Regions from separate parts of the Homo sapiens genome. Here region 1 is linked to region 2. A link is a loop called in an ENCODE intact Hi-C map of the cell type or tissue named here. Cell type or tissue: endothelial cell of umbilical vein. All regions are shown on one strand. Links, peaks and the distances in the headings refer to the core of each region. The heading gives the core; the rest is flanking DNA. Region 1 overlaps LOC105374595 (a long non-coding RNA gene). Region 2 has its middle 110 kb from the start of FSHR.

The links. A loop is a pair of places that touch in the nucleus more often than their neighbours do. Peaks named below come from ENCODE experiments on the same cell type or tissue, not always from the same donor. Only the 100,000 strongest peaks of a DNase experiment are listed, where the experiment ranks them.
Region 1: it touches region 2 in a loop (2.8-fold over the local background); 10 of 110 quality-filtered maps call a loop at or near these places.

Annotation. Positions count from the first base shown.
Region 1 is chr2:49,330,249-49,335,638 of GRCh38, forward strand. All of the region lies in intron 2 of LOC105374595 (a long non-coding RNA gene), which reads left to right. Among named protein-coding and RNA genes, the nearest start is that of FSHR, 180 kb to the left of the region's middle. In endothelial cell of umbilical vein, for the core only: no CTCF peak of the experiment used is centred there; no DNase peak of the experiment used is centred there.
Region 2 is chr2:49,263,033-49,268,422 of GRCh38, forward strand. No RefSeq gene overlaps it. Among named protein-coding and RNA genes, the nearest start is that of FSHR, 110 kb to the left of the region's middle. In endothelial cell of umbilical vein, for the core only: no CTCF peak of the experiment used is centred there; a DNase peak (open chromatin) is centred at 2,619; H3K27ac peaks cover 679 bases.

The sequences.
Region 1 (5,390 bases), core at 261-5,260, 67 kb after region 2:
TAACCAAAGAACCAATCAATAGGTAATAAAATAAAATAGAAAACCTAGGATCAAGCCTACATCTAAAGAGGACACTGGTGTGTAATACAGGTGTCACATATTAGTGGGGTAAAGAATGGATTTCTGAAGAAATGATATTGGAAAAATAGGTTCACTGTACTGAAAATCATAAAAACAAAATTATACCTTTATTTCCCAGCTGAACTCCAGATGTATCAGAAGCCTAAATGTATAACTCCAAGTTAACATAAGAAAAATATAAAAACTTGTGTCATCTTGGAATAAGAAATTTTTAAAGAATACACAAAAAAGGACTATTCAAGGAGAAAAATTGGTAAATTTTCCCACATCCAAATCGCACAGTTCTCTTTACTGAACTACCTAATAGACAAGGCTACTGGTTTTGTGACAAGATTTGAAGGTGGTATTTGCTTCATTTAAACAGATAAGTGATTGATATCTGTAATATAAAACAACACCTGGAAATAAGTAAATGACAGAAAATCCAACAGAAATTTGAGGAAAGCATATGAACAAGGAAGTCACAGAAAGAGACCAAATGACAAATATGTAACAATAATGATGAAAATATTGATAGTAATTGTTATGAATAATTCTATTGTATTAGTCCATTTTCACACTGCTATAAAGCCGCTACCTGAGACTGCATAATTTATAAAGGAAAAAAGTTTAATTGACTCACAGTTCCACATGGCTGGGGAGGCCTCAGGAAACTTATAATCATGGCAGAAGGTGAAGGGGAAGCAAGGCACATGTTACATGGCAGCAGGAGAGAGAGCAAGCGAAGGGAGAACTGCAAAACACTTTGAAAACTGTCAGCTCTCCTGAGAACTCCCTCACCATCATGAGAACAGCATGGGAAAATCACGCCTGTGATCCCATCACTTCCCAATAGGTCCCTCCCTCAATTACAGGGATTACAATTTAAGATGAGATTTGGGTTGGGGGACAGAGCCAAAGCATATCAACTATGTTCCTAGGAATAAAGTACATATATTAATTTTACATATATTAATTTATAGAGCTCCACAGAGAGACCTGCACAATAAGACCCATTTCATAACTGCTTATGGTAAAAGTAGGACAAGAAGAACACAGGTGGTCCTCACTATAAAATGAGAAAAATGTAATATGTGCATGTGGTAGAATACCATACAGTTAAGGAATTAGACATATATATGCCATCATGGAATAAAGTTGAAAACAGCAGGAAATGCATACACAATACCTTTCATGGAAACCAAACACATACGCGTAATACCAATTTTAAGTTCACATGTATATCAAAATATATATGTTAAGATGAGTTTGATAATTATGTACCCAAAACACTAGAGCTTAAGAAGGGAGGAAAATAGAAAAAGTGAGAGGAAATGCTGAAGGGGTGCTGCCCTTAAGAGACAGAATAAACATTGGCTGTTATTTTGAGAATATCATACATTCAGTTTTTTATAAACATTAAGACTTAAGTGCAAAAAGAAGGAAGCAAAAAAAGGAAAGAAGGAATGAAGGAAGGGGCAAGGGAGGGAAGAAAGTTAGGGCGGGAAGAAAGAAATCCCATCAGAAACCAATTTAAACAGTTAGGAAAGTTTTATCTCACATACTTGGAAGGCAATCCAGTGGCTCTGTCTCCATCCCCTGAGACGCTCTACTCTATGTGATATTCATCCTCAGGCTGGCAGCAGGACAGTTGCAGCAGTTCCAGTCCCACCTGTACCCAACAATGTTCAGAAGGAGAGATGATAGTTTTTGGAGGCTCTTTTGGGGAAAGAATATTCCCCCAATACCACAGTAGACCTCAACTCCAGTCTTATTGGCCCAAATTTGGTCACATGTTCTTTCCTGAAACAATCACTGGCAAGGTGATCGACTGACTTTATTCCTAAAAAACTGGTCTTACCAACAACTCTAGAAGTGGGGTTGGCTTCCCTGAGGCTGTGGTTCTCAACTGGGAGCAGTTTTGCCTTTCAGGGCGAATTGGCAATGTCTAGAGACATTTAAAATAATATATCACAACAAGGGGTCAGTTGCTATTGGCATCTAGTGGATAGAGACCAGAGATGCTGCTAAATATATTGCAGTGCACGGTATAAGCTCCCAAAACAAATAGTTACCCACTCCAAAATAGTATAACCCCCAAAAACAAATAGTTACCCAGTCCAAAATGTCAATATTTCTGCCCTAACACATACAGCCTCTATGAATAGCTGAAGAATATAAATGGAATAACTAGATAGGAAGAAGGAAGAAGAAAACATAAATAATTATTTGCAAATAAAATGTTATGGAATCTCAAATACAGGGGGAAAAACTACAGTGGGACGAAAAATGTTTTACTCCATCTGGTGGTGATGAGTAGATGGATATTTTCAGGAATGGCTAAGAAAAGGTATTTAGAGGATAATTAAGGCCACAGTGTCTGATGTTCTACAGACATCAGTTTGTACCCCAACCTTGAAATAGTCTAGCTATATAAATTTGGCAAATTATTTAATCCTTCTGTAAGTTTGCTAGATAAGGCATCAAAATACAGAATTCAGTTGCATTTCTCTATATAACAAATAAAATATGAAATTTAATAAAAATATGATTTACAATAGCATCCAAGAAAACCTTATAATCAAATCTAGAAAAATATGTATAAGACTTCTACCTAGAAAGTTAAAAAATTAATAGTAAATTTTAAAAAATTAAGTAAGTGGAAGAATATACTAATGTCATGGTATGGAAGACAAAAATGAACAGATTAAACACAATTTCAAACAAAACACTACCCTATCCCCTCTTAGGTGGTCTGTAGTTTTAACTCTTGAACTTCCTTTGGGATATATCATCTATAAAATGGGAATAATAGTGTCTATCTTATAGTGGCGGTGGTGGTAGCTTTAAGTGAGATAATCATGCAAAGATATCACCATACTGTCTACAATACATTAAAAATCAACAAATGCTAGACTTCATATAATTATTATTGGACATTATAATAATTAAGACACTTGTGCTAAAAATGATTCTTGAAAGAGGGAGAAATTATCCAGGCATATAATGACAGAAGAAGAGCATTGCAAATCATAGGAAAATCCTAGGCAAAATCCTGAGCCATGAAGCAGTATTCATTAAGAGAATTGTAAGTATTTCTGTTGGGTTGAAGCCAGGGTTGTATGGTTAGAGGTGTCACCTATAAGCAGCTAGAGGGGTGAGAAGAGGTTACAGCAACTACCTTCCCACACTCTCAAAATGCTACTTGGCTTTACTTTAGTTTTAAATGAATGGCCTCTTTTTCCTTTCAAAACTTGATTCTAAGTCATCTGTGATATCCTTGGATTTTCAAAACAGACAGGATATATCTGGAAAGCTGGTTTAATTTGGAGATGGGGTAGTGACTGTAAGGAAAGCTGTATGTTTTCTTAATAAAATCAAGCCTTAATTCTGTAAATTGGGTGATGGAAAGAGGTGTTGCCTGTGGTATCAAAGTCCATTTCAAGAGATCAAATGGGGCAAGTAAAATCTTCAGGTGGTCTATGACTTCCAACTCATTGACCCCTTCTCACATGGAAATTCTTCAAGGGATCCAGAGGTATTACTTGGAGCCCAGGTGGAGAGAAGAATGAGAAGCCCATGACACTGAATTAAGCCCAGTGAATTGTTTAGCTTTAAAAGGACCAAAAAGGTCCTTTTGATTTGCAGATTTTTGAAAGAAATATAAGGTCACCTATAAGAATAGCTTTTTAAAGCACTTAATGGGGGAAAAATAAATTACTAGAGATTAACATTTTTCATTTTTCTTTAAAATTCTACATTGCAAGGATGAACAAAATGGGGAAAAATGCAGCAGAATGGACATTATCTTGTGTTTTATTCCAGGAGAGTAGAGAATACAAATTTCAGAGCTGAAGAAAAAGACATTTATCCCGCCAGCTCTGGGGCGGGAAGCAATATGCTTTATACTTCATTTCTATTCTAACCATCAGGTCTCCAACAGTTTCCCCTTAAAATACAAAAATGAAAATAAATTGCATTCAAATGTACAATGAAAGATAAGAAAGATCTGGTTTGTTTTTGTTATTTCTTTATAGTTCAAATATGTCTGAGGCTCTTTTTTTCAGAATGACAAGTGCTCATGGTCTAAAATGCAGTCAGTCTGTGTCTCCCAGATGGTTTAGCAATCAGCAAGTTGCTGTGCTGCATTTTGAGGGTAAAATAAAGTCAGGTGGGGGCAGGGTCATGCCAGCATTCTTGTACAGACTACATAGGGGACAAAACACACAACCTGATTGGGGTTAGGGTCCACGTTCACTCAATGGCATGATGAAATCACATATTATCCTCAGGGGTCCTTCCAGAGATGCTCCCAGGAATTGCATGGCTCCACTCTATTCCCACCACTCTCTAAACATCAAGTCCAGCCTAACATAAGACTGGTAAATGTCAAGAATTTTGTCTCCTTTCAAAAATGTCTTCATGTAAGTTTCCCAGCAGCTGGTTGTTACTTAGGGGCTATTCCAGAGAATACGTATTGGAGGAAGTACACTCACACTGTGTGTGCAAGTAGGATTCTGTGCTACTGTTGATAGTATTGATTCACATCCAAAGGCTATGCCTCCTGTGCTCCACCAGGGATAGGATCTGTGTTTTTGTTTTGGAAACACTAATAACTGCTACACAATTTTTTTGCAGTATCTGTGTACCACCTAAACTGGTGTTTCCTTGAAACGTTCTTCCTCCCTCCTTTCTTTCCCTCTTTTTCTTTCTTTCTGTATCTATTTTTCTTCCTTCTTTTCTATAAATAAAATTTTAAAGAAAGAAATTATATGTCACTACATTACTTGACAATAGAAAGTAAATTTAAAAAAATGAAAACAAAAACTGTTATTACATTTCAGCCAGATTTAGCTGCCTACCAAAGATCTATGCCTGCAACTTGACTTTTTTAATCAAAAAGGAAATTAATAAATGTTAATGAAATTTTAATTTCCAAAGAATCTCATCTCTGATGTAATCAGAGGGAATGGATGGCAAGGGAATATATATATATATATTTTTAACAATGTGACTCAGTGTTGGCCAATGCCTTGTCCATGTGACACATAAAAGTTCACGTCTGGTAGCACCAGAACAGAAAAACACCGAACTAAGTATATTTTTACAAAATCATGGTCTCAGGGCCAGCTCATGACAAATCTGCTTCTCCACTCAGCAAATACTTATTGCACATGTACTCTGTGCTGGTCACTGTTCTAGGCTCTGGTGATACAGTGGAAAACAAAACTCATAAAATCGCTCTTCTCACAGAATTGCACTGTATGAGTAGAAATTGAAAATACACAAATAAGTGATAAGGAAAATACATAGCAAGGCAGAAGGAGATC
Region 2 (5,390 bases), core at 270-5,269:
CGTGACATGGCTATAAATACCAAGAGTGCTCTGGACTTTCATCCTCCACCTCTCTACTTACCATTTAGCAAATCAACTCTTACAATAATAATATAAAAGAACACTGGACTTTTTTTTTCTCTGTGAGTGGCAGGAGGGAAGTAAATACATATCAGTCCTTATCTCTTTGGATTGAAAGTGGTGGCCAATCTAAGGAGAAGAGGGCATTCTCGAAGGAATCTACGGATTATTAGTTGGTGTCTGGCCCACACACAGCTGTTAGCACTTACTCTTTCTCAGAGTAACTAGGGAAACTGTGGCTCCTAATTTGATTGCCAACAGCAGGGAAGAAAGACCTGGGGATTTTGTCATTCTCACTGATAGTGAAAAGGGGTGGATGTAGCAGAGAAGAGATGGTTGCTGAGAGCGACAACAGAGAGATGCCAAGATTAGGAGGCTGAAACCCACAAGGGCAATCTCTGGTACTGCAGGGAGACCATCTCCATAGCATCCACAACGGAAGGGGCAAAGTAGAGGGTGGACGCCTGGGCCACCAGGGACTAAGGCCGACTCAAAGGAAGAGGGTTGCCTTTATTCAGAGAAGTGCTGCTCAGATTTAAATTAAGAGGGAGAAAGTAAAGGAGGGTTGTGACTCATAAGAAATTTTAAAAGGAAAGGGAAGCAGGGTGAGAAAACAAAAAGAAATGAATACAGTAGACATAGACATAGAGAGATAGAAATTCAAAACTATGTTCAAGGAAAACAAAATCAGCATTTTCCAAAGGTACATCTTATAAGATTGACTCTCACAAAATTAGTGACTGTCTGCCATTTTTCCAGCATCCTGCTAGGCACACTGGGGAAAAAAAAAATAAAGGTCAAAATTTCTACCCTGAAAAATTTGCAATCGATGAAAGAAAGCTTGAAAAAACATTTCTCCATCAAATACCATAGGTCTTTTCTGTTAGATAAGAAAGTGACAGCTCAAACGGAAGTTGATAGTTGTAATTTGGGTGAAGCTGGAAAGCCCTTGAGAATATAGCCACTCTTGTTGCTGTTCATCAGTGCTGAATCAGTATCAGCCTAGAAAGTCAAAATGGCCCCTGGACAAATACCTTGGAAAATAAGGAAGTTGAAGAAAATGTTTTACATTTATGACATAGTAATGACTTAAGCAGGTTACCTTTACAATCACATCTGTTCCCAGTCTTGAGCAACATACTTGCTCTAAGGCTTAATTTGGATTTTACGTACTAATACCCAGGAGGTGGTAGAATTGGGGAACCAAGAAGAGGCTACCATGCTGAACAGCTTAGAACTCTACTCACAAGTTGGATATTCCAATTGGCTCATTGTAGAAAAGGGATGGAATCTAGAAAAATCTTGTCTGGCTCCCCTCTTGCACCCTCATACACACAGAGATTAGAAGTTTTAAGCAGGATGGAGATGGCACTTTTACAATTTAGAGTGCTGACATACATGGAGTTTGATGGAGTATTTTAAAGAATAGCAAAATACTCATTCTATATATCAATTCAAGTAGCCTGGAATTGCCCTGTGATTATATGATGTAAGGTGCTCTGAATAAGTTAGGTAACAGAATAATTGATTGACATAATTAGATAGAACTAAAGGTCCAATATGGGGTCTAAATAGGAAGCACGAGGAACTTTTCAAAAAAGGCTGGTAAATATGGGCCACTCCTTTAAGAAACTCAAGGAATGAGCCAAGTAGACCAAGTAGATAAAATATCCAGTGAATGATATATTCCTATACAAGATGCTGAGAAACTTGCCCATTGACATCCTTACCAGTTAGACAGAAGACATGAAAACAGATGAACAGCCAGATAAATATTGCATATAGTAATTATGCACCAGCTATAAATATGGTGACTTGATGTTTTCTGCCTCCAGGGAAGTGCAGTTAAAATTGGGATCGTGATTTTCATGAGAAGGGAATCAGAATTCAGGGAACCTGAGTTCAGAATTTTAAGTAGCCCTAGAGATTGAGTCATCATAATAAAGCATTATAGACTAGACCACCAAGGAGAACTTTATTTTCTCATGTCACTCCCATGATGTTTGCACGTGAAGAGGTTAAGATTCTTTCCTGCCTTTTTGTTTCTAGCAGGATTCCTTGGGCTATGATATCCATTTGTGTTAAAGCATTTAGCCACAGGCAATCTGGTCTGGTTGCCTTTTCTTTGTTTAGATGCTCCACTGAAGTAATAGTAAGATTAGCTCCCGAAAAACCAAAAATTTTGACCCCTGTCTTTGCTGAAAGTTGTTCTCTAATGTTAGGGAAGTGTAAATTCCAAAGCTAAATCCTGTGTTATAGGAGGAAAAAAGAAGCCTAAGCATACCTCAGAAAGATATCTCTGCTAGTGATTTATGTTTTCTGCTTTGTAAGCTGTGATAGAAATATGGTTTTAGATATGAGGATCAAGTGTAATATCCTAGTGTTCAAAATATATATCCCCAGTGCAAGCTTTCCCCACTCTGAGTTGCTGTAATTTTGGTTAACTGCTTTCTTTCTTTTATTCTTGAAAAATCTGTTTCCTGGTATGTGACACAAATAGGCCAATGATAATTCTAGGAAGTGGCTGCTCTCCATCCATCTTGATAAGGCAAACAAGTAAAGGAAGCAGTTGCCATTTGTATGCTTTTATTTGTTGAAAATTAGTCCAGAGCCTATGGGGGAGGGGACCTCATGCTTGCATTGTGCGTTCTTGTGCATTCCTCTGTTGGAATTCTTCCTTAACATGAAAGTGCTCAGGACACATTTCTACTTTAAAATATTACCTGGGGCTGGGCACAGTGGCTCACGCCTGTAATCCCAGCAATTTAGGAGGTTGAGGCTGGCGGATCACCTGAGATCAGGAGTTTAGGACTGGCCTGGCTAACATGGTGAAAACCAGTCTCTACTAAAAATATAAAAATTTGCTGGGTGTGGTAGCGCATGCCTGTAATCCCAGCTACTCCGGAGGCTGAGGCAGGAGAATGGCTTGAACCCGGGAGGTGCAGGTTTCAGTGAGCCGAGATCGCACCACTGCACTCCAGGCTAGGCGACAGAAGGAGACTCTGTCTTGAAAAATGAACAATAAAAAATAAATAAAATATTACCTTGTTTCTTGTCACTTGCCGGTCTGAGTCTGGATTTCCTAGCATGGCATCCAAAGCCTTTTATAATGTGACCCCAAGCATGCAAAGCTTCTCTATTGCTGTATGATCACTGATCATACATCCCTAGGACTACAACCAGCCCACCACACCTTCATTTCTTTTTGCCTTTGACTAGTCTACCTTCTCTGTTTGGAATTCTATTATTTTGTTTTCCGTATCATGTTTCCTCTCCAACTCTTCTTCCTGACCTACTCATTCTCCAAACTCCAGCTTAAAAGTCATCTCTGTGAAGTCTTCTTGAGTAACTCTCTTGATCCTAATGTAACAAAATGGTCTCTGCTTGTCCCTTTTGTTATAAATTGGTTCAATCAAGGTCAAGGATGGTGTCTCATTAACTTCTGTATTTCCCAGTGCCCAGAAGAGTGCTTAACACATACTAAGTACCAGTAGGAAAAAAAAAAAATCAGAGAGAAAATAATGAATAGGTACTAGTGAAATACAAATATTGGTGAAAAGAGAACTATGTTAAAAATTACATAACTGTCTTTTGAATACACAATTCATATTTTAACTTAGATAATTACATTACCCAGATTCATTTTGTTACTGAGAAATCAAACTATTGAAACTCAAAAGTAAATCACAAAATTCAAGCTTTTTTGTTAGTCCATAGAACTTCAGATTTATATGATATGGACAATTGTTCTGATAATCTATTTTTTCTTAACAAGCCATCCTAGAGCCTAGATGCTTAAAATAAAAATTCATTATTTTATTTATTAATTTTTTATTTATTGTTTTATTTAAAATGTTGTAGGTCAAGAATTCAGGGAGAATTTTACTGGATGGTTGGTCTCTATAGTTGGAGCGTAGGATCTCCTTACACATGGGCATTTTGGTGCTGCTTGGCTTCTTTCTATCTCTCCACGTGACATCTCATCCTCCAGGCCTCTTAACAGAGCCTGGAGTTCTCACATGATGATTTCTGAGTAGTTATACTTCTTACCTGGTGGCTGGTCTCCCACAGGCAGGAAGTGGGCACTGCCAGGCCACTTAAGGGCTAGCCCTAGAACTGGCACTGATTGCTTCCTCCACATATTATTGGTCAAAACAGTAACTGAGTCTATCAAGTTCAATCTCTCTTAATGGGATGTGATGAGATCACATAGAAGAAAAGCATGTAAGATGGAGCATGATGTTGTGGCTATATATGAGAAATGCAACCAATGACACAATATATATTTGATAAATCAGCACCTAAAGGCCCTTGTCATAAACATCAATCAACCCTCTAGAAATGTTCAATGTCTCTCACTCTAACAAAGTATAATCCAGTATAAGCTTCTTTCTGTAGCCTCTCTGCCACAGAGATGGAATCTCTGAGGAAGAGAAAGAAATCCAAGTCGACTTTTCTTCACCTCGATGTTTTGATTCCATGTATATTATGAAATATACTACAGAATACAAGTAAGAGTCAGTTTTGCTTCATATTGTGAGTATTCACCCTGGCATAACTAATTTTCCCACAAGGTGGCTTTAGGTAAATTCATGAGTATTAGAGCCTCACTGGGTTAAATAGAAATAGGAGTGTTACCCCATGTTCTCACTCATTAGTGGGAGTTTAACAATGAGAACACATGGACACAGGGAGGGGAACATCACACACTGGGGCCCATCGGGGGCTTGGGGGGCTAGGGGAGGGAGAGCATTAGGAGAAATGCCTAATATAGATGACAGGTTGTTTGGTGCAGCAAACCAGCATGGCATGTGTATACCTATGTAACAAACCTGCACGTTCTGCACATGTATCCCAGAACTTAAAGTATAATTCAAAAGTATTAAAAAAGAAATAGGAGTGTTAGAAACCTATTCCTAGCCTTTGAGGCTGACAGCAAATAGAGCAAGGTTTCTTAAGCTTTGAGTTGTGATTCTATTAATGGGTCAGGAAATCAGTTTAGTGGGTTGGGGCCAGTAGTTTAAAAAAAAAAAAAGAGAGAGAATAGAATACAAAGTGTTAGTTTTATATACATAAGTATGTATAGGTGTGTTTTGTGCATGTGTGTGAATGTGAGAGCTGGATTACAATGTGATCTCTATTTCTAACTATGAGCCACAGTCAAAAATGTTTTAAAGCCACTAAAATAGAGCATCTGTGTCCTCTCATGAACCCTCTCTTGGTACCACTTTCAAAGGCAAACATGGGACTAAAGGGACCATTGGTTTGATCCAGCATGGCATTTCTGATGTTCTTATAAAAAATATTCTGTTTGGGGCCCAGAATGACAA